3 separate regions of the Mus musculus genome follow, and all the other regions are linked to region 1. Evidence: chromatin loops called from intact Hi-C (ENCODE). Cell type or tissue: heart. All regions are shown on one strand.

Evidence for each region. Hi-C counts contacts between places; a loop is a spot of excess contacts. Peaks named below come from ENCODE experiments on the same cell type or tissue, not always from the same donor. Only the 100,000 strongest peaks of a DNase experiment are listed, where the experiment ranks them.
Region 2: a loop joins it to region 1, with 2.4 times the contacts of the local background. A loop is called at or near these places in 3 of 42 quality-filtered maps.
Region 3: a loop joins it to region 1, with 4 times the contacts of the local background. A loop is called at or near these places in 5 of 42 quality-filtered maps.

Annotation. Positions count from the first base shown.
Region 1 is chr3:27,179,898-27,187,897 of GRCm38, reverse strand. Nceh1 (neutral cholesterol ester hydrolase 1) reads right to left here and starts at 4,894. Exons shown (of 5, transcript NM_178772.3): 1 at 4,683-4,894. The coding sequence starts at 4,820. In heart, a CTCF peak has its summit at 3,865; DNase peaks (open chromatin) are centred at 3,947 and 4,977; H3K4me3 peaks cover 1,863 bases; H3K27ac peaks cover 1,348 bases.
Region 2 is chr3:27,335,573-27,343,572 of GRCm38, reverse strand. It overlaps Tnfsf10 (tumor necrosis factor (ligand) superfamily, member 10), which reads right to left. Exons shown (of 5, transcript NM_009425.2): 5 at 3,908-8,000. The coding sequence ends at 7,906. Among named protein-coding and RNA genes, the nearest start is that of Tnfsf10, 22 kb to the right of the region's middle. In heart, a CTCF peak has its summit at 4,921; no DNase peak of the experiment used is centred here; H3K27me3 peaks cover 280 bases.
Region 3 is chr3:27,463,051-27,471,050 of GRCm38, reverse strand. Fndc3b (fibronectin type III domain containing 3B) reads left to right here. Exons shown (of 26, transcript NM_173182.3): 12 at 705-829; 13 at 2,011-2,185; 14 at 3,590-3,676; 15 at 5,211-5,349; 16 at 7,205-7,276. Among named protein-coding and RNA genes, the nearest start is that of Gm32738, 15 kb to the left of the region's middle. In heart, CTCF peaks have their summits at 3,224 (motif pointing right) and 4,581 (motif pointing right); DNase peaks (open chromatin) are centred at 80, 4,372 and 7,790; H3K27ac peaks cover 541 bases.

The DNA of each region.
Region 1 (8,000 bases):
ATCTGGAGTGGCTTGGATCTAGCACATGTAAGATAAGCGCTCTACCACTCCACCGGGTACCAACTCTCTTTCCCTTAACACTTAACACGCAGTGTTTCCTGTTTCTTACAAATGACCATGTATTTGGACCAGCAGGTGGTTCTCAACCCTGAAAAGCATCTGCATCTCTAGCTCCAGCCTTGCTTCTATCCATGACGTAACAAAGTCTATCCAACGGGGCTGGTGGCCAAGAAAAAACATGCTTCCAACGTTTCTGATGGGGACCGCAAGTCATGCTCCCCCCACCCATCAGTGGTTGGCTCTGACAGTCCAACACAGCACCCAGGGGGCATCTGCCTAACCTTTTCTTCTTCTCTTTCTTTCTTTTTTAAAAACACGTATTCCAGGCTAGCCCCAGATATGCTTTGTACGTGAAGATGTCTCTGCCTCTTGAATGCTGGGATTACTGGTATGTACTGCCAAACCTGGTTTAGGTAGAGCTCAGGATTGAACCAGAACCTCGATCATGCTTGGCCAACTCTCTACCAAGTGAGCAACAACCCCAGCTCACTCATAGAACATTTTCAAAGAGGCTCTTAGACATGACCCCTGCCACGGTGGTGCGGCTGTGAGGTCTGAAAGCTCTGCTGTCACACTGAAATGTACCTCATTAGCATCTTACTCCCTTAAGACCAGTGATTCTCAGCCTTCCCAATGCTATGACCCTTTAATACAGTTCCTCATGTTGTGGTGACCTCAGGCCATAAAATTATTCCATTGCTACTTCATAACTGCAATTTTGCTACTGTTATGAATTACAATGTAAATATCTGATATGCATGATATCTGATATGTGTGACCCCAACCCACAGGGTGAGAACCACTGTCTTAGACCTTGAAGCTCACCCAACTAATCTTGTAACCTAGCCATACGTGCTGGATTACCTGGATAGATTAAGAAAAATTTAATTATCATTGCTATATCCAATAATATCCTAAATAAATGTATCCACTACGGTATTGTGTCTTATTTACATGATAATACAATTTGAAGGAATTTCGTTCATTTTTTTGATAGACAGTATCAGTATATACCACAGGTTGGCCTTGAACTTGAAGCACCCACCTTATGAGTGCAGGAACAACCAAGGTTCTTTTGCTACAACTGAAATCACCTGGGGGACTTTTAAAAAAGACACTTACGTTGCAGGAAATGCAGCTCAGTGGCTCAGTGCTTGCCTAGCAGGGGTGAAAGCCTGGACCTACAGCCACAGGAAAATAACTGCTCAAAACACCCAGAATTCCAAGTAAATGTGGGAAGGAGGATGACCCAGGCAGGGGGAGTTTTTAGGCAGCTCTAGCACTGGGGAGCTGAAGACAGGAGGATAAGGGGTTCAAGGCTAGCTCCTACTACAAGAAGCACTTTCTCAAACAAAAAACAACAACAAAACAAAACAAAAAACAAAAAACCAAAAGAAAGCAAGAGACCTGAGCAGTTTCTAGGATCCTCCAGGAAGGAAAGCACAATAAACATAATCAGAATAAGCTGACCCAGGCACAAGGCAAAAGAAAATGTGAGACGCTGTAGGCCTGTGGTAACAGAACAGGGAAGCACTCAAGTAATTAATTATTTGTAGACAGGGCCTCAATATGTAGCCCTAGTTACCCTGAAATTCACTATGGTCACTATGTAGACCAGGCTGGTCTTGAGCCCACAGAGAGCTGCCTGCCTTTGCCTCCTGAGTGCTAGAGATGTGTGAGCCACCAGGGCATGCAGCACTCAAATTTCCTGACATGAGAAAGAAGGCCAGGCGTAGTCTCTTAAATAACTTCTATTGCTTTTTAAAATTGAGCCAAGTGATCTAAACCAAAATTATTTGGCAAACAAGCCTATGCCAACTTCATGGTGGCTCTCTAGGTTCTAAAGCTATAAATCAGCTCATCTTATGGTTTGAGCAAAATTGGAACAATCCTACAGATTTCCCTCACAATCCATGGTGGATCTCTGTGGCTTCGAGGCCAGCCTGGTGTACATAGAAAGCTCTAGGCCAGACAGACAGACCTACGTGCTGAGACCCTGGGGGTACGGGGCGTAGGGAGAGGGAAGACCCACGGACATAACTGGGCCAATGTGAGAATGTAGCTCAATGTCCACTATCTGCCCAGCATGCACAGAACCCTGAGTCTAGTCTCTGTTTGGGGGAAAACGGCTTTCCACACAGACTATCCTTTCTTCTGCTCTGAATGGTCTTGTCAATATGCTCAGTTTAGCAAGGAGGTGACCAGAGCCACTCTCTGAAGACCTACTCCCACGACAGCATGAGGAGGTGTGTGTGTGGGGGGGGGAGACACATATTACTTCATCAGTCCCTGGGACTGCCTGGCATCCCCTCCCCACAAGTTCCTGGCATGTTGGAGGGCCCACCATAGGAGCCCAGCACAGAGTGGCCCTGGAGGTTTGGAAGGCATGTTGGAGAAGAAACACTTTCCTCTAAACCTGGACTTTCCTAAATGGCTATGATACGGAAGAGTTCTTCGGTGACCTGAAACACGAATGGACAAAGTATCCCCACACCAGCACAGCACTGTTCTTTCCTTAAGCTAACCTATTAAAGATGGCCAGCCCAGCCCAGCCCAGTATCGTCTGCAACCCTGGTCTCCAGAATCTGTCAAGTGTGCATGAACTCAACTTCATGAGGACTTCCTAGGAAAGACTGGCTTTCTCAGTTGCGTGAGAGAAGAGACCAGACCACTGCTCCACATTTTGTTAAAGCCTACATGGTGTCTCACAAACTATGGTGGATCTCTCTGGGAGGTGCCTTTAAATAAACTCCAAGGACAGTCAGGCAGGAAAATGATGACCCGAAGATCAGCATGAACAACAGAGCCGAGTTTGAGGCCAGCTTGCTTGAGACAGGTAGCAAGGTCTTGATTCTGAAAACCAAAATTAAGAGAAAAACAAAACAAAACAACCTATAATCTGAACACAAGGGATATAGTTCAAGGGCTGCATAGAAGCTCATACCCAGCCTCAGCTACAAGACAACATCCCCCAACACACACACACAGAGTGCAGACAGAAACACAGTGCAGACAGGTCCGTAATGTCAGCACGAAGATCTGCCAGCTTGACCCACGTAGTGGATTCCAGCACTTGGGAGGTAGAGGCAGGATCAAAAGTTCAAGACTAGTCTGTGCTACACACAGAGTCCAGGTAGAACTACACACTGAGACTCTGTCTACAAAACAAAGAGAGAGAGAGAGACCAGCTGGAGCTTATGGGTTAAGAGCACTGGCCCTGGGTTCATTCCCAGCACCCACACAGAGGCTTACAACCCCTTTAACTACAGTCCCAATATCCCCTTCTGGTCTCTGTGGGCACTCCACCCACGTGGTACACTGAGATACACGTGTGCAAAACACCCATACATAAAAATTGATTTTAAAAATTTAATGCGTGTTCATATATCTTATTAAAAAGAAGGAGAAAAAAAAAAAGAGCAGGTAGGTAGCAGCACATGCCTCTCAGAGTTCCTGGGGCAGCTGCAGTCAAGTTAGAGGCTAGCCTGGTCTACAGAGCAAGTTCCAGTATAGCCAGGGTTATAAAGAAACTTTGTCTTGAAAAAACAAAACAAACAGTATTAAGGCTCAGTGTTGGGCAGAGGTGGAGGGTGGCTTGATTGTGGAGAAGCGCTGGGAACCTGCATATCTCTGACTACTCAAAAATACGATGCAGTCATGGCGTTCAGCCTTAGCTGCAGACTGCGCTTCTGATACTAAAAGCAATCCTCCTATCATGGAATAAACCAATGACACTGTCCTCCCCACGGGGGAGCAATGTGCAGGAGCAGGATACAGTGCAGAGAAATGCCACCCTGCAGGTTAAAAGAAGGCCACACCGCTCCGGCTCAGGCCAAGGTTATCTCCCAGACATCGAAGGACGCAAAACAAATGCCACAAGAAAACAGCCTTCAAACAGGGACCGTTACAGCCCTCCGGGATTGCTAGTCTCCCGGCCTTCTTTTCTTCCGCTGAGCTGAGAAATGCCAGGGAGAGAACCGAAGGTCAGAGCGGTTCCTCCTAGCCTGCGATCCCCAGAAGGAGCGCTAAGGCCTGGGGACGTTAGGAGACTGCCTGTGCCCGCTTCTGCTCACCGGTGAATCACAATCCCCTTAGCAAAAAAAAAAAAAATTAACTCCTCCTTTGCAAGCCAGTGGGACAACAGAGGTGGGGGCGAGGTGGTTTATAAATTACCAAAGGCTCTGGCTCAAGACACAGCGAACCAAGAAAGCAGGGGAGCTAATTAGGTCCTAGGAAAGGTTAAACAGCTGTCAGAGACGCCAGGCGAGGAGAACTTCACCTGTTTCCACTCCTATCTGCCTGTGGACTTCAAGGATGCGAACAGGACATCCTCGGTGCCCGGGCTAGGGGTCCTGGGGAATCGTGCACTCTGAGAAAACATGGGTGACACCGGGTGCCCCCACTGCATTACACGGATGCAAACACGACACCCTCAGACCCCAGAGATCAGAAGAAGCAGGGAGAGGCAGATGCGCGTTCACGGAAACACGGGATATCCCTATTGCAGGACAAGGATGCAAATGTGACATCCTCAAAGGGCCCATGGGCAACCGGGATAAGCGATGGGGGTTTCGTTTAGAGGAGCAAGGACGAGACGGGGCATCCCCTTTCGCTCTGCTCACCACTTGCTGCGCGCCGCGGAAAGTGGCGTCCAGCAGCATCAGTTTCCAGGGGTCGGACACCGCGCTGGGCAGTGGGATGTACACGTAGTAGGCAGCCAGAGCCAGCAGAGCGGCCAGTAGGACGCATGACGACCTCATTGTCCCCAGGCCGGGCTGTCCGGAGCTGACCGCGGTACGGTGCGATGCTACCCGGAGAAGACCAGCAAGTTTCTGCCAGCCGCAGCTGCTGTTTCACGTGTTCCTCCTCAGGCTGCGAGCCAATCACAGGCTGCGTCGGGAGGAAGTGGGAGCGCGGATGTGCCCCCTCCGCGGTGTCCTTGCGAATAGCTGCGGGCTCGCCAGGTTGCAGGAAGCAGGGTGGTGCAGCCCGGAGGACACACAGCAACCAGCAACCCCTGGCGGACACTGTGAGTATGACTGCCTGCGATGCCAAGCTGCCTCTGAAGGTGTGGCAAAAGGGGTTCCGGGTCAGCCTGAGCTACCAGAAATAGTATCAGAAGAAAAACTAACAGTAACAAACAAACAATAAATCCGTTGGGTTTGGCACACTTAACTGTTATCCTTGGTCTTGAAAGGAGGAGACAGGATGAAGGCCAAGGTCATCTTGGACTGCATAACAAGTTTGAGTCCATACTGGGCTAGATGAGAAACCCTGCCTCAAGAAAACCAAAGTATCAGACAAACAAGCAAATAGAAAACTCAGATAGTTGCACTGTGCAACTTTCAAAGAATATAAAGCATCTGATCAAAACAAAGAGACTACTGCAAAAGATACCAAAACTCCTCTCGAGAGAAACACTTGATAAAGTCAGTAAGCGGTTTAAAAAGAGAGTTTCTGGCATGGTGGTGCACACAGCCTGGTTCACATTGTGAGTTCTAAGCCACCCATGGCTATATGGGGGGCATTGCACAACAAACACACAGATACACATACACACACACACACACACACACAGAGAGAGAGAGAGAGAGAGAGAGAGAGAGAGAGAGAGAGAACTAATACCTGATTTCTCATAGCTCATGCAATAAGGCCAGTGTTGGCTTCCAAATGCCCTCAGCTGGGCCTGGTGATAGCACCTGTAATCTCAGAATTGGGAAGGTGGAAACAGGAGGACCAGGATTTTGAAGCCAACCTGGGTTATATGAAACCTTGCTGGAAAAAAAAAATAATAGAAAAAAGGTCTGGGAATTCAGTTCAATGACAGAGTGCTTCTCCCCCCCCACACACACAAAGCCCTGGGGTTACTTCTCAGCACCATATATAATCAGTAAAGCAAAGATCTTATCGTAAACTGTTTGTTTTTAATTATGTGATGTGTGTATCTCTGTGTGGAAATGTGCACAGGAGAGCAAGTGTTTGTGGATGCCAGAAGAGAGCACGGGATTCCCTGGATCCTGAGCGGCCTGACATGGGCGCAGGGAACTGGACTCTGGTCCTTCGCAAAACCTTTGAAAAGTGAACACTTAGCTACCAAGCCATTTCTCCACCGCCAAGTGGCTGCTGTTGTTTTAAGAAACTACAGTGATTCTTGATGCTTCCTTCATAGCTTGGAAAGGAGTTTTGTTGTTTTATTGTTTTCTTCTTGGTAATTTTTTTAATGATGCCACTTAAGATAAAGTAAAGCCCTTTCATCATCCTTCCTGTTATTTCAATTCACCACAAATAACACCAAGAACTACAAGAGCTGGAGAACAAGACCATGGACGGAGTTGACTCTCTGCACTGGGGGCAGATAGTTGCCTTTGTCAGGCATGCATTTTACCACTAAGCTGCATCTCGGCACCTGGGTTTTTTGTCTTGTTTTTGTTTTTTGAGATGGGATCTCCTAGTATAAAGTCATCCTCTTGTTTCAGACTATAATACTGTCTTTACAGGTACTTGTCACCACGTGTAGCAAGACTATGTATATATGTTTTTCAAGACAAGGTTTCTTTGTGTAGCCCTAGCTATCCTAGAACTTGCTCTATAGATCAGGCTGACCTCGAACTCACAGAGATCTCGAACTCATAGAGATCTGCCTGGGAAGTAAAACTCCTAAGTACTGGGATTAAAGGTATGTGCCCCCACCACCCAACCTTTCTGTTTATTTTTTACTTTTAAGCTTTTGGCTCATTGAGACAGGGCTTCGTGTAGCCCAGGCTAGCCCTTTTCTGTAGTTGTGGGCGACTTTGAATGTCTAATCCTCCCACCTACCTGAACTTTCCAAGTAGGGTTACTGTCATGCGCTAACAGGCTGCACTTGCTCTCTTTAACTTTTTTGTGTCTCATTATTGGAGCGTGATTATGAAGTGCAAAGAAAATGCAGAAGGGTGACCAGATAACAATAATAGCTTATTGTGAGCTAAATCCTGTGATCAGCACTCCAAAAGGATTGATGTATTTAGGTTTCATAACAATTCTGGGAAACATTCTTATTACTCTGAAAGCAGAGTCATTTAAAGAAGTAGCCAGGCATGGGGCACAACTCTTTAATCCCAGGATTTGAGAGACAGAGGCAGGACAATTTCTATGAGTTTAAAGCCAGCCTGGTCTACATAGTGAGTCCTAGGCCAGCCAGAGCTACATAGTAAGGTCTTGTCAAAGGAAGGAAGGGAAGAAAAGAGGAAAGAGGAAGGGAGGGACAGAGGGAGAGGGAGAGGGAGAAGAAGAGGTAGAGGAGGAAGGGGAGGGTGGAGGGAGGGGGAGAGAGAGGGAGGGGAGAGAGAGGGAGAGAGAGGTAGAGAGAGCGTGCTCTTTATCCCTAACCATCCAGCTGGCTCGAGCCGGGCTTTAAGTTGAGTCTGTATCCAGGGATCTTGATGGTTTATCACTCATAAGGAATGCAAGCTGAGGCTAAAGCTCTCTTGGTGGAATGCTTGCCCAGCCTGCCACGGCTTGAACCTCAGCTCTGCATGACAGCGGGTATGGTGGCACATGCTTAAGCCCAGCACTCGGCAAGTAGGCAGATCAAGGTCTTGCTTGGCCGTGGCAAAAAAAAAAAAAAAAAAAAAAAAAAAGAATAAGAAGAAAGGAGAGCGACTTCCTGACTAGGCCATCCAAGAGTGGGCCTGATCCCCCCAAGGAAGGAAGGAAGGACTACCCTCTCTACATGAACAGAGCATCAAATGCGGCCTGGGAGAGGATGGGGGCGCTTTCTTTTCATCTATTAGGAGAGTTTTACTTCTTGAAGAAACCAGTTTTCAGATCTTCCTGACCCAGAACAGCAAACAAAACCACAAACGGATCAACTGTCATTTTCAACCAGTTTCTCTGGATCACTCATTGCTTTCAAACCATTGCTTTCTGGTGGTCTTGGGCCTAATTACCACACTTCACAC
Region 2 (8,000 bases), 160 kb before region 1:
CTGCATTCTATCTCAGGAAGCTACAGTGAACGCAGAGAACTGACCCAAGCACACATGTAATAATAGCGATGATGATGGTGATGATGAATTCTTTTAAATACCAATTCCATAAGAAGTGTGGTAAAATAAAGTGCTTCTGGGGTTCTTTAAAAAAAAAAAAAGGCTTAGGCGCCTGCCACTAATTAACACTTGAAAGGCAGAAGCAGGTGGATCACTGTGAGTAAAAGTCCACACTTGTCCACATAAAGAGATTCTGTCTCAAATTTAAAAAGTCTTTTTATTAATGTAAGCCAATTTATTTTTATTTTTGTTGGAATATAGAAATTGAGACCTCAGTTATTATACTTATATGATCCATTATATATATTATGTATGTCTATATTATCTATAACATATCATCATATATAAAACTATTATAATTTTCTATCATTATAACATAGAGAATTATACTTTTCTACCATATTATTACAAAGGATAATGTGTTTATTTACTACATGTGAAGAATGTAGAAAATGACTTTCCATAGTTTTCCAACAAATACTGTCTATATTTTATTTAGTAAAATTTATGGAAAATAAGAGAATATGGTATGTTTTTATACTTATTTGGTTTAGTTCTTTAATGAGAGAACACATGAAGGGACATATAAATAATCCTATATTTTGAAAGCTAGAGAGAATTTTTTTGTTATTGCTGTGATGGTCTATCGAGATAATTTTACAGAATTTAGAATCGCTATGGGAACACATCTCCAAGGACAGCTGAGATTTTTCTAGATTAAGTTAACTGAGGTCATATGATCTGCCCTGAGCAGGGTGGCACTGTGTCACAGGCTGGGGTCCCAGGCTGAGGAAAATGGAGGAAGGGAGTCGGGTAGAAGCAGTTGTCACTCTTGCCTCTGGAAACATGACTCGCTGCCCTCTGTCCCCCATGTGACATCTGGTCCATCAGGATCCTCCATGGCTTCCTTCCCGCGGCAGACCCTAGTCTCAGACTTGGAGAGGGATCAGGTCTTCCTTTCAACCTTGCTGTCAGGGGTGCTGTTGTCAGGGGCGCTGTTGTCAGGGGTGCTGTTGTCAGGGGTGCTGTTGTCAGGGGTGCTGTTGTCAGGGGCGCTGTTGTCAGGGGCGCTGTTGTCAGGGGCGCTGTTGTCAGGGGCGCTGTTGTCAGGGGCGCTGTTGTCAGGGGTGCTGTTGTCAGGGGTGCTGTTGTCAGGGGTGCTGTTGTCAGGGGTGCTGTTGTCAGGGGTGCTGTTGTCAGGGGCGCTGTTGTCAGGGGTGCTGTTGTCAGGGGTGCTGTTGTCAGGGGTGCTGTTGTCAGGGGTGCTGTTGTCAGGGGTGCTGCCCTAGCAACAGAAGTCACTAAGAGAGCGTGGATGTTCTGCTCGTTGGAAGCCTCTTGCTGGTTTTAAAGACAACCTGTTCTAGAAAAGATAATGAGGAGAGGAAGGTCCTAGTTATCATCTTCCTAATGAAGTCTGTGCTCATGTTCAAGTACAAGTAATCTGTGTAGCGATTTTCTCCTCGGAGTTTGTTGTCCATGGAACATAAAAGAGAGAATGGCACTCACATCGAACTTCTCTGGTCCCCGGGTCTTTATGTTCTATGTCCTTTGGTCCATTTGTTTAAAAAAAAAAAATCAAATGACAACTTTAAGTAGGGAAGGAAGTGAAGAAGCTCTGATGCTTCAGTCATGAATACAACTCTCACCTTAAAGTCTGCCAGCTGAAAAGGGTTCAAAATTGCTATAATGAAATAGTATTTTCTGCTCTCCACAATGCCTCGAAGACACTTATGCAATGTGGTTTTTAAGAACTTGCACATGTAGTCTCTCTTGAGTCTCCCAATAAGCTTGGGAAGAACATAAGCTAGACTCATCATTTCAAGCGAGGTAGCAACTAACACAGATCCCAGGCTCGCCCCCTAAGCTGGTGCCATCCCAGTACTGCCATGCCTCGGGGATAGAAAAGAGACTGGTGATGTCAGCCATGTTCAGAGATCAATAGGGTCAGAGGTGCTCTCCTTCCTGTTAGAGGTTGCTCAGGTCTGGGGTGAGGGAGCAGTTTCGAGAGAGCTCCCATGTCACCAATGAGAGGTGGGTTGAAAACAATCTCTCACTGGGTTGCTTCTTTATCTCTGAGTTTAGTGAATAAAGTCTACAGTGCCAACTCTGTGATGATGTACGATCCGGACAATGTAGGAATCCATTGCTCTGGCAAAGTCTAAGTTCTCAATACTCCCAATCACGACAACAATAGCAGTAAAACTGATGGTTTCAACCGCAATATGAAGATACCTCAATGAAATACAAGAAACTTGCAGTTTTTCGTTTGTACAGGGTAGGTAGATAAGAGTCAGAGATTCGAAGATTAATAACATTTAAACTTAGATGAAAAAAATTAATTATTGGTCTTGTAAGAAAAATTGATCAGGTATTAAGAACAAACCTTCTCCTCCCCTCCGTCCTTGCCCCCTGAGACAGTCAGCGAGCTGGTCTTGTCCCTAACTGGTTGCAGGTTTTGAGAGAGCGGGCCCTGCACCTTACCTGAGCGGCACAGAAGTGTTGGCCCTGATGGGAAAGCAAGGGTAAGCCAGTACCTAGGGTCTGAGAGTGGGAGAGCTGACCCTGCCCTTTGCCAGCTGCAGCATTGGGGGAGCTAGCCAGGCCAGTGCTGGAAAGCTCACCCTGGCAGTGTGAATGCAGAAGGGCTGGTGAGCTGGCCAGCTCAGCTCCCACCTAGGCCCAGCTCCAGGGCTCTGAGTTGGCCCACCTCAACATCTACCCCATCTATGAACTGCTGGACGCAGGAAAGGATTTGTCCTGCAGATCCAAAGCTGCAGGATCTCCATGACACAGGATAAGAAAGAGGAGTCCCTGTGAGGATCCAGTATTGATAGCATAGCAGAAGCCAGACCAATGACTCATTGCAACGAACGTTTGCGAGTAAACGTGTGTGGACAAAAGGGTGTGCTGTGGAACCACTGCGACACACTACAGCTTCCGTAACAAGATATTTTCTGTTTTGTTGGTTTTTTTATTCTCTTTTGGTGGGCGGGGGGTGAGAGATGAGTGGGATTGGGGTGCATGGTGGGAAAGTCACAGGGACTCAATAAAAAGCTTAAAAACAAAGCCTTAAAGTTGTAAAGTTACCTGTGATGGTTTTAACTGTCAACTGGAAATAGTCTAGAGTCACCTGGAAGCTGGACCTCCAAGAATGTGAGACTGTCTGGGAAGGATTATCTTAATTGTGTTAGTTAATGTGGATCCTGAACTATATAAAAATAAAGATGTGTGAGAACTATTGAGTATGCCTTAATCCACGCTCTTCTGTTCTTCAGTGTGGCTATGTCCAGTTCTCAAAAGCTCCTGCCTCTGCGACTTCCCAGCAATGGTGGGCTGTAACCTGGACTACAGATGAAACTCTCTCTCCCTTAAGCTGCTTTCGACAGCGTGTATTATTACAGCAACTGGAAATTAGACTAAGACATTTCCTTTAAAGCATTCAGATTACCCTACGGAAGCTAGGAGGCTGGGGAGAGAGTACACAGTGAGAGCTAAACTGGGAGCAAAGAGATACAAATGAGCTCCTGTGTTACTGCTTTTTACAATAAGTAGAAATGGGTTACATTCACTGATCAAGTGCTGAGACCCTCAGACGGTTGACAAAATGTGTGCAGCACTATATAATTCAGAGGAATACATGGAGCCCACGGGTGTAAAGAGCAGTTCACCACACACACACAGACACACACACACACACACACACACACACACACACACACACACACACACACAGTAAGAGGAAAATATAAAACAATGGAAATCAGAACCATCAGTCTTAGTAGACAAAAGATGACTGTACCTTGCAGAGCTGGAGGGGGAGGGGGAGAGGAAAGTGCACTGCATATACTTGATGTTATTTTTATTAAGGTGAAATTCAAAGCAACACTTTGTGCGTTTCAGAGTTTACAAAGTTTAACATTTCCCAGCCCACAAAATGGTATCAATACATTTGAAATAATCACCATGAAAAATAATTCTCTTTCTAGATTCACTGCTATTAAAATGAAAGGAAAAAGAAAAGAAAAATTCTTTCTAAGATTTTCATGTCTCACAACTGAAAAAATATCTATTTAACCCTTTATTTCAAGAATAAGTAAAAAGGCTGGCTAAACAAAATTTCTAACATTGATAATGAAAGTGATAAATATGATAAATAGGTAAAACAATACTTGAAAGAAAACTAAAGAACTGAATTGATTTGCCAAGAAAAAAAAATAGTAGCAGTGATTGGACTGGGGAGACAGTTCTAGGGTAAGAGCAGTTATGGCTCAAGCATGAGAACCCGGGTTCAAATCCCCAGCATCCTTGTAAAAAGCCTTCATGGCCACATGTCAAGAGACTCTCAGGGCACTGCTGGCTGCCCGTAATGGGAGAGACCCTGTCTCCAAGAAAAACAGTAGGCAGTGATGGAGTGGCAAAGGCCACAGTCTATAATAACAGGAGACAGGGCAAAGACCAAACTGTTGAGACTCCAGACGTCACAGAGCCCTCCCTTGGGACCAAGAGAATTTACAAAAGTCTTCCAAAAGACTTAAATTCTGTTTCACTTAAAAACAAAAAAACAAAACAAAGCAGTAACAACAGCAACAACCCAAACAGGCAAAAGAACACACCTCAGATTCAGTTTTACCATGTGAAGCCCCACCCTGTTCCTCACAGATTCAGTTAAAGCCTGCTGCTCCATCGGGGTACACCAGCTTATCTCTTGTCTTTAGCTCCAGTTGCCTATGGTCTAAAGGTAAGCGACCTTTTTTCATTTTTGATTTTGTTTTTAAACCCGAGAATTTGAAGATGTTTATACTCATACACTTTTAAAAGACTTGATACTGAAGAAATTAAGGGAACCTCGCCACCTGGTGGCACTAATGGTGTGTGACATTAAAGAGGCCCCTTTTGGTCTGAAAAAAAAAAAAAAAGAAAGAAAGCTTTTGCCTAGACACTTCTCAAAACAGCAGAGCTGGCCTCTGCCCTGGGATCATTGTCCCTGTGCTTGCCCAGGTGGCAGGCTCGTCTTAGTCTTCAAGTCAGATGGCTTGTTGGGCTAGAACTCAGCAAAGAAAGGACAACCCCCGCCCCCACCCCAAATTGATTTCTCTTTCAAACAGATAAGTATTCATGCCTTTTATTAAAGGGCTCACAATCGCCCAGAAAGTTCTTATTCTAGAATATTCTCTCCATTCTTGCTTCCTGCATCACAGGCTTCAGATTCTAGCAGAAGAAAGAATATTTAGGTGTGCTTGTTTAAACAAGTCATGGCATTTAATGTTGCACACGAATTAAATCTTTGAACATCTAATGATTTCTCTGGGTATGCTGCATTCTTAAATATTTAATTTATAAGTCACAGCATTTGACATTTTGGCAAAGATGTGTCCTGCAGGCTGCCTGCTAATTACTTTAAAAAACTAAAATGCACGCACAAAAAGATCTCTGAGCACCACCCCAGGATTCCGATCCTGTTGGATTGTGGTTGAATCCAGGCCTGGGCGTTATAAAATCTTTCACAGGAGATTACTATAGAATTAACAGCAGACAAAGAATGTATACGTTCAACACAAACATTAGAAATCAGACACTGGGGCTGGAGAGGTGGCTCAGTGGTTAAGAGCACCGACTGCTCTTCTGAAGTTTCTGAGTTCAAATCCCAGCAACCACATGGTGGCTCACAACCATCCGTAATGAGATCTGACGCCCTTTTCTGGTGCATCTGAAGACAGCTACAGTGTACTTAGATATAATAATGAATAAATCTTTAAAAAAACAAAAAAGAAATCAGACACCATTTCGCTTGCCAGCTTGGCAGACAAGATGAAGTGCTGTGAATTTTGCCATCAGTGATGACTTGGGGACCAGGAATTAGAAAAGCGCTCAGTTGTTTCTGCCATTTAAAACCTTAGGGCTGTGGTGCCGCTCAGTGTGGGGGTTCATGCCTACTGGGAGTAAGACCCTGGGTTTAGTTTTCAGCCCTGCCAAAGGTCAAATTCAGGTTGTCAAGATTTTTGACAAGTGCCTTTCCCTTCCATCTTGAGCTTTCAAATGTTCTCCATTATTTCTCACAGCCTTTCCGATGTGATCATTATGTCTATTATTAATTAATACATTCATTTGGTTCATGTAGACATGACATGCAAGTACTTTACTAAGGCAAGATTTTTACTATTAAGCTATGTTGTATTCTAGTGAGAGGAGGTATTCAAGTGCTTATATTCAAGTGGTAGCTGTGACTTCTATTTGCTAGTTTATAAGGGCTTGAGTCATAAAAAAATAAGAAGGGGTATCAGAAGTGACAGCTAGCCATACTCTTACATTCAAATAAGCTTTTAAAAAAATACTTTTGTGTATGGATATATTTTGTCAGAATGTATGTCTGTGTATCACATACATGCATTGCAAGCAAAGGGCAGAAAGTCAGACCCCTTGGAACTGAAGTTACAGCTGTTAACTATCACATCAGCGATGAGAATTGAACCTGGGTCCTCTGGAAGTGCTGTTTTCCTCTGAGCAATCTCTTCAGGCCCCCAATAGGCTTAAAAAATGTTTCATTAAAACACATATGGGCTCCTTTGGAGTTGTTTGGTTTTAGTTAGTTTTGTGTTACTCTAATGAAACTCCAGGCACCAACATCTTAAAAAGAACAAGTGTTCAACATCTTGGTAGGTGGAGTGGACAGACAGATGGAAGAGCCAGAGGACTGGGTGACAGTCGCAATCTGGACAAAGCAAGCATGGTGAACCTAGTTCAAACTTTATCCTGAAAGTCAGAGCAAATTCTTCACTGTTGCACATTCTAGAATATAGGGACACAAAGTAAATGCTTGCATTCAGAAAGGAAGAAATGGAGCTGGGACAGAGCTGAGGGTGGCATGGTTGTCACATGTACAAGAAGCCTGGCTCTACACAAATCAGACAGGGGGGCACATGCCTATAATCTCAGCAGATCTTGGAGGCAGGAGGTTGCACAGTTAGAGATCACTCTTGACTACATATTGGACTTGAGGCCGGCCTGGGAAACATGATAAAACTAGCAAACAAGCAAAGGAGGACTGGGGCCATATCAAGGAGGTAGGCACCAAAGACCTAGACCCACAGGCAAGACCTCCTCCAACTCTACACCTGGTACCCAGGGCCTGCAGCAGTGGCAGGATCTGAGCTCCAGCAGGGTGGGGCAGCCCTGTGGTATGGCTCTGCGGGCCTCTTTCTTGGGCTGCCCTCATTCATTGCCTGGAGATTTCATACATTCTTTGGGCAAGGTTCCACTGATGATGGGATATTATGTTATCATGTATAGAGTTATGTTTTTCACTTGAGAAAAACATAACCAGTTACCATAAAGAACAGTCACACACACACACACATACATGCACACACACACAGACACGCATATACACACAGGGGCACACCCACTCTGATTTGGTAGGTGAGATATTCTGTGATTTTTATGCTGACCTGCATTCATAGCTATCCTGGTCTGCACACAGCCTGTGAGCACTTGGCTTTACACCCCTGGACCAGATAACAAAGGTGAAAATTGTCAATTGTTGCATAAATATTTAGAAACTGGACGTCTTCTAGATCTCTGCAAACTGATACCAGGTAGATCATTGAAAGGCTACAGTGATCTCATTTTGCGGAAAGAAAGCAAGTCTCTCGATGAAACACCGAAAGTGTCTGTGGCTGGACTGTTGGCCTGTCGCTGCTGAGTTCCAGCTGCCTTTCTGTCACATCTGTCCTGAGGTTTCTACAGCCAGGCCATATCCTAACCAGTTCAGTCGCTTTCCAGGCATGCCTTCAACCTAGAAGATTACTGGGTACTTTAGGGCTGTGTTTGATCTTTACTGGTCATTTAGTTAATTAAAAAGGCTCCAAAGAAGCTGGCTTCTTGATCCAGGTCCATCAAATGTTCATTTGTCACAGAAACAAAAATCCTGTCATTTTTTT
Region 3 (8,000 bases), 280 kb before region 1:
ACAAACAGCTCACCATGGCCACCGTGATGGGTGTATCCAGGGGTTTGAGCCACTGTGACAGAAGAGACAAGACAAGCAGGGAGGCCAGCTGCCCAGATGGGGGTGGGGTGGGGTGTGAGGATTCCTGAGAAAGGCCAGGCCACTTCCGAGGTGCGATCCTTAGCTCTATGCAACTCTCCCTTGTTCAATGGCCACGGCCACCCACGCAAGTGAGGAGCATCTTAGTGACCGCAGTTCTTATCTGCCACATCGCCTTTCCTGCCACATCGCCCTGGGACTGACCTTCATCCTATGCTATCAACTAAACCCTGTTAGACGCCCAAGTCCGAAGGGCTCTGGGCCTCGTTGGCAGGTCTGTGTGGCTTTTGTGTTTAGAGTGCACTTCCATGTGGGGTGCTTCATGTTCAATGCCGGTTCCTCGGGATACCCACCTCCTGTTGTCTTAATTCATCCAAACTAGAAATTTCAGCTTTTGTTTAAAATATTCCTTCATTTTCTTATGGTAATTTGTTTTTTGGTTTTTGGGTTTTTTTTACAATTGTATACATTTGGAAATGTCATGGCAAACCCCCATCCATCCACACAGTAACTTTAAGTTTAAATGATGAATGAATGAATAAGCGTAGTGATAATAAACAGGTAGATGGAGAGTGCTATGTTCTGGGTGAGTTTCGGGTAGATGAACAGTCTCTGTGTCCTTCCAGGGAAAGAGAAACAGTGGTTTCAGACAGTGTTTCTTTGGAAGCCAGAAGCACTGCAAACTGACAAAGCTCTGTCCAGCCATGGGCTACACGTTCAGGCTCGCTGCTCGGAACGACATCGGCACCAGGTATGGCGTCTCCTTTTCTCCTTGCCTGTCAAATGTCAGGGCATGGCTCTGGCAGTCTCTCACATTGCTTGAAGGTGTGAGGATGCTGCCTCTGCACGGAGCACCTCTGAGAGCAAATCCTGAGGTGAGAGAAGGCCTCTGAGGTGGCCGGCCTAGCTGGACCTCTCTCAGCCTCACTGCTGTCATGGGGGAAGGCAACAGGAGAGCTTTGTAAAGGAAGCTGCCCTTCCCCCAACACCTGCTCCTATTCCACCTCACTTTGGGGGGTGGGGTGTAGGGGGCTAGGGGGGGTTTGAAACAGGGTTTCTCTTTGTAGCCCTGGTTATCCTGGAACTCAGTCTGTAGACCAGGCTGGCCTCGAACTCAGAAATCCGCCTGCCTCTGCCTCCCGAGTGATGGGATCAAAGGCATGCGCCACCACGCCCGGCTTCCACCTCACTTTTAATGGGACAGTCCTCCAGAGCCTTCTTTTTCATTTGTGTGACTGTTGCTGATACTGAGGGCTGCTGAGCAGCTATTATCAAGTCGCAGAAACAGAGAAAACCTGGACTGCCTCTGCTACAGATGTCTCTATGCAGGCGGCCAAAGGAATGAAAGAAACCACTCCTAACCTAGGGGCCTGTTGATTAAGGGGCTTTGAAAATAGATGTCTCAGTTCTTGCTAGATACCGCTTGATCAAGAGGAAAAATCTCTTTCTTTCATAAGTGCATCTTAAAGACTAGGCCATGCAGTGGCCCTAGCCTAGAGAACCTCTCTGAAACATCACAGAGTTTTTAGAACTTCCTCCCAGTGCCTGGAAACCAATATATCCTAAGAGTTTTCTGACTGGAAATGTCGGCACGATAAAGGCGTCTATGGTTGAGCAATTTTTAAATGAATTAGAAGCACTCACAGAGTTGGAAAACTGTGAGACTCAGGTTCCATCAGCAGAGTCGCTTGTTGGTGCCGCCTTCATTTGCAGTCCTTCTGTAGCCGCTGCTCTTACCTTAGTAAATACAGTGCCATGGTGTGCTTTTGAGGGAAGCAAAACGGCCAGCCTACTCTCTCAGGTCTGCCGTGCTCTTGTAAGTGCAGACTGTAGAGCCCACTGTGGCACTTTGAAGCTCTACTGGGCCATCTCCTGTATACAGGATCCCTCTGACACAGTGCCCACATGTCTCCTGTGCTCACTCCCCCACAGTGGTTACAGCCAGGAGGTCGTGTGCTACACGTTGGGAAACATCCCGCAGATGCCCTTGGCACCCCGGCTTGTCCGAGCCGGCGTCACCTGGATCACCCTGCAGTGGAGCAGGCCAGAAGGCTGCTCGCCTGAGGAAGTGATAACCTACACCCTGGACATTCAGGAGGATGAGAACGTGAGTCCCACGGTGTGCACGCCTGCAGAGCATCCCGGCCTTACTAACTACCTCAACTCCCGGCCACTCTCCATTTCCATCAGGGCCATCATCCCTGGCCTTCCCAAACTCAGCAAATGAGTCATCCATTGACCCCAGATAGAATCAGCCAGCAAACCTTCCCGAGCCCTTCTTCAAAATTTCCCTGAAATCTAACCAACTTTGCCGTCCCTCCTCCGTGCCCCAGCACAATATCACCACTGTGTGCTGTGGTGTAATCCCTGCCACACAGTCACAGTTCGTGGTACCCACCAGCACCCTGGCAGGGGAGCCTCAGCTCTCCAGTGCCTTCCCACCCACCCACCCGGGCCTGTGTGCGTGGCTTTGTCACAGGCCTTGTTGCTTATACCGCTGTGCCCAGCCTCATGAACTTGCATGTCCTGTGCCCTCTGCAGGGAGGGCCTTGCAGATCCCTAACTCACTTTCCCTGGCTTCCTTCCATGTCCACTCTGGAAAGTCTCTGTCATGTAGAAGTGTCCTATAGTTTATGCTGGGCATGTGGCACTGGGCATTTGAAATGTGGCTGCTGACCTACAGAGCTGAGCTTTTAACTGATTAAGTTTGAATCCCGAGAGCCACATGTGGCCACCATACTTCATCAACCCGTGCTGCTGTGGCAGCCCCTCAGGAGCTCTGGCAGCCTGCCCGCACGCCTCCATACGCCTTCCCAGCCTCCAGTGCCACACTATGTGCCTCTGTCTGTGTTAGGGTTTTCTTTCTTAAACTGCCTCTTTAGCTGACACGTAAGAGCTTGTGGACCAGGCTCTGCACACCTTTTAGCAGGGGGCATTCTCTTGAGTCTGAAGGGAGCATGATGCTCAGAAGGATGAGGGAGAAGGAGGGAGGGAGGGAGGGAGGGAGGGAGGGAGGGAGGGAAGGAGGGAGGTGGGGGAGAATGCTATGGCTTGAGTTCGGTGTATTCACCTGTATTGGTAAGGGCTACCCTTACAGGAGTGTGTCCTTCCCGTCCAAGCCCTGCTTTCCACCTTACCCAGAAGGGGGCGCCATGAGCTCAGAAGCCTTGCCTGTCCACTGTTGCACCACCTCCCTGTTGGAATGTGTCAGCTTCGACTCAACAGGCTTTGCTTGTGACAGATCTAGTGTTAAATAAAATGTTCAAAGTGCTTCGACTTTGTTATAATAAGGCTGACCTGCAGTGTGACAAGTGACAGCTGCATTTAGCTCTGCATGCTACCCGTGGCACCGTGGGACCTGCACTCTCTCAGCAGTGGCTGCCAGACTTCTGGCTACTGCTCAGAAGACGAAGTCATAGCACAGAAACCCTGGACCCTTAGGAATCGAGGCCCCGACGTTATGATTCTGATGTTGTAGTTCCAATGTCTCTTTCTGGCTTTGCCTCTTCAGGATAGCCATTTCCACCCAAAATACACTGGAGAGGACCTAACCTGTACTGTGAAAAATCTCAAGCGAAGCACACAGTATAAATTCAGGGTGAGTCTTCTCTGTTTGTCTAACGTCACTTTGACACCTCTGCACTTACGTTTCAAGTGGAGTCTGCAGGCCAAAAGGGGGCAGAAATGGACAGCACTTTCAAAGTGCCACTGACCCTATCAAGCACCCACCAGATTTTAATTTGAAAATAGAGTTTCTGGGCAGGAACCCGTGTAAGAAGATGCTGTAGTGGGGTTGCCTTAGCCAGGGCCGATGCGCGGCTGAGAAAGCCCTGACCAGATGCCTGTGTCCCTGCACGCACTGGCACCCGCTCCTTTCCTGGGCTTTACACCACGTGTGTGGCTGGAAAGACCCTCGGATCTTTCCTCTCGTGTTTGTTTTTCTCTTCTCTATCCCATTCCTTCCACAATTTAGACTTCCTCAGTTTAGGCCACTGGTTCTCAGCCATCTTGATGCTGTGACCCTTTAATACCCACAACCATAAAATTATTCCCATTGCTACTTCATCACTGTAATTTTGCTCCTGCTATGCATTGTGATGTAAACATCTGCAGTTTCTAATGGTCTTAGGAGACCCCTGCAAAAGGGCCGTTCGACCTGCTGGGTTGAGGGACCTTTGCTTATAGACAGTCACCAGTAACATTGCAGTAGGGATTCATGTCACAGCTGCAGACTTGAAAGCTGCTGCTTTGCACTGTTCTCAGTGCCTTTCCGTCACAGCGTCCTATGTTGGTCATGTGCACGACACCCTATTTTCTTGCTTGCCCTGAGGATGCTCCGCCCTCCTTTCTCTAATTTTAGGCCTTAGTAATTTAATTTGGCATTTAGTCACTTTAGTATTTGTCAAATTATCAAGTGGAATGTTGTGACTGACTATTTGAGGAATATAATTGTGTCTTGGTATGCTAAAAATACTTAATCTTGGCTCCCAGAGCATAGCTGTACTACTGACATTGTACACAAGGTGGCACCATCTGCCTTTTCCATAAATAAAGTTCTGTCTAGTTTATCCCTGCGTTTTCTTCTCATCAAACAGAACAGAATAAATGGAAACTACTGATTTCATATACAATACCACTGCAGCCTCCTCCTCCTCCTCCTCCACCTCCTCCTCCTCCTCCTCCACCTCCTCCTCTTCCTCCTCCTCCTCCTCCTCTTCCTCTTCCTCCTCCTCCTCCTCCTCCTCCTCCACCTCCTCCTCTAGTGAAGCATGGTCCTACTCTCTTCCAGGAGTGCCTGGCACTGGCTGCATAGCCTAGAATGGTTCCAGACTCAGTCATCTTGCCTCAGCCACCCTGCTTGTACCACTACCCTGGGCTTATATTTTCTCTTGTAAGGATCTACAGATGTCTTTAGCTGAAACCTACCTTTTGGTTTTATTTTTAATTGTTAATAACCAAATTTAAGTAAAATAAGTAATCACAAACATTGAAATCAGCAGTCTCAAGACAAGTGACTGGGTCGATATGTGTCAGTCTGTCTGTCCATGTCTAACCTTGCAATGGTACAAAGTCCCAGGAGACTTCATAGCCCATAACCAACATGTGCTAATGTGTCCGTGTTTGCTCTGCAGCTGACTGCTTCCAACATGGAGGGGAAGAGCTGCCCAAGTGAAGTCCTGGTTTGTACAACCAGCCCCGACAGACCTGGCCCTCCAACCAGACCCCTCATTAAAGGACCTGTCACATCACATGGCTTCAGTGTCAAGTGGGGTATGTCTCCTGCCCTACTACTGCCGTGACAAACCAAACACAAGGGGAATATATCACCCGTGAGGGCTTCCTGCATTTATTAGACATTTGTGAGGGCTGGAGGGGCACTGAATGTTAATATATAGTCTCATGTTAGTGGACTTCTTACGTGAACAATTTTAAGAGGATCTCATTTATTTCATATTTTCTATGTTACATTTTTCTCCTTTATTTTAAATGCTTTGTTAACTTGAGTTTGAGGATTTATGATAATTCATTCCATCATGGCTTACCTTTTAAAAAATCAATGAAATTTAATATAAAATATTTCTAAATTGAGATTGGATTTCAAATCTAGATATGTAATCCTAAGTAGATTTTTTTTTAACATACAGAGTGTTTAAGTTGCAATAGAGTAGACTTTTGCTTTTGTGCTGTTTGGGGTGTCCCTGTCCGCCTCCCCCCTCACCCCCCACCCCCGTGAGTTCCACGGTTTTCACGTGGGCTGAGGTGACCTGGAGGACACTGACACTCAGCTCTGCAGAGCCGGTCATTTCAGGGAAACGCATGTCACTGTGCGACTGTAGCACTTGTAATCATGCGTAAGGCTGTTAGGACACGCGTGCTCTGCACTGGTGTCCTTTAAGAATATGTATGAACAGCAAGTGAAGGGCAGAAGCGAAAACATTAGAGTTGTAAGGTAATGTACCCAGGGCGCAGTTTAAAGCATTGTGCGTCGTTGGAGACCAAGCTCGAGCATGCTGTACTGAGGCATCAAAGAGCTCTGAGGTCGGCTTCCCTGGAGGACAAGGATAGGTAGGAGTGGAGCCCTCTGGGCTGCCTGCCTCCCAGGACTTCCCTGAGTCGCCCCCTTAGCTCTGTGCCCGATTTGTCTTTATCATGATTGCTGTACACGTTATTATTGAAGTGTGTGTGACAAATGCACACCCCGGAAAGTGAGCTGCACAAATCGGTGTAAGCAACATCGAGGCCTTGGAAAGTCCCCTCCGTGTGCAAGGACGCAGAGGGGCTGCTGGCAGACATGAGTTCTTCACAGTTTGGCAAAATCATCCCGCCTGGTGTTTTTAATCTCACAAAGCAAAGCTCTTGCAGGTAGACATGTCTATGTCTGGAGACCATGATCCAAGGTGACATATGGCTCTGGTGGTAGCTGTCCCCCCGAAAATGCCCGATGCCTGTGCTGATCGCTCTGTACTGCATCCGGGACCCTGGCGATGTCGTTTGCGTGGTAGAAAAGTGAGGTGCAATGAAATTACTCCATTCCAACATTGTATTTATTTTGTTAATGCAGTTTTTTCTCTACCCTTCCCATTTTTCAAAATCATCTAGTTGCTCATAAGTATGTGACATAAAAATAATAAAACAGGATAAATACCTGAATATTTCAACTTTCCATAAAAATCACCCACTCTTAAAGAGCCACTTCAGAGTGCTCCTCGCGATGTCACTTTTAGGAAACTCGTGCCATCTGTCAAGTTTGATGCGCGTTCCTAAATCAGTGCGCAGCCTTGCATTCCGTTCTGTGTTTCAGTGACCTTAAATGGCAGTGTGATAAAATTCCATCTCTTGACATTGAGGGGCCAGAGTGGGCGACTCATCCCTGTAACCTCAGTCCTGGGGTCAGGGTGGGGTACTGAGGCAGGGGCATTCCCAGGACCTTGATGTCAGCCTGAGCAGAAGTATGAGATGCCGTCTCAAGAAAATCTTTAAGGGGCAGGTTTCTTAAAGATGATGAGTCATGCTCTTTGGTCCACGTTCGATGGACGGCTGTATATCGGAGGTGCTCTTGTACTCTGTAATGGTGCTGGCCAGTGACACCCAGTGCTCTCCTCACTAATCTCTGCCTACTCTGCAGATGCTCCAAAGGACAACGGTGGCTCAGAAATCCTGAAGTATCTGCTGGAGATCACGGATGGAACTTCTGAAGGTGACACTTTGGAAACTGTATTACACAATGCATCCCCACCCGGTCCCCACCCTGATGTGGTCAGACCCTCTGCAGTAGCTGCAGCAGGCATCCATTAGTTCGAACGATAGAGCTAGTAGTGTAGTCAAGCCATAGCAAGCATCAGCATGTCTGTCTGTCTGTCTGTCTGCCTGCCTGTCTGTCTCTCTCTCTCCCTGCCCTCCCTCCCTCCCTTCCTCTTCAGCTAGCTTTCCTTCCTGCGCATCCTCAGCAAGCTCTCTACAGCCCACTGTGCCCCTGCGTATGGTTTTGTCTGTCAGATACCACAGTTCACTCTGCTTGAAGTACCCATTTTTGACAAATTACGATTTTTGTTTCTGTTTTTGTTTCTATTTTCTATGTTGATTTTGAAACGATGGCCACTCATTAATAGAGTGAATGAACTTGAGGCTTTCTCCCCTAAGCTGTCACGAGCTTTATCTGGCCGTCGTTAGCAGTAGTCTGCCTGGCATCCTTGCCATGGCCAGCCACAGCCACGTCATAGTGTGGCCAGGGACGGGTGTCAGACTTGCAGAACACACTGGTCTCTGTTGTGACTCTGGAGTTAGAGTTCTCAGCAGTTGTCACACTGCCAGTGTTAAGATGAGGCCATGGGGCTTGCCACGGAGTCTCCTGACCTGCGTTGAGTCCCTGACACCCGAGTGTAAATGGACAGAGAGAACCAGCTGCGGACCCCACCCCACCC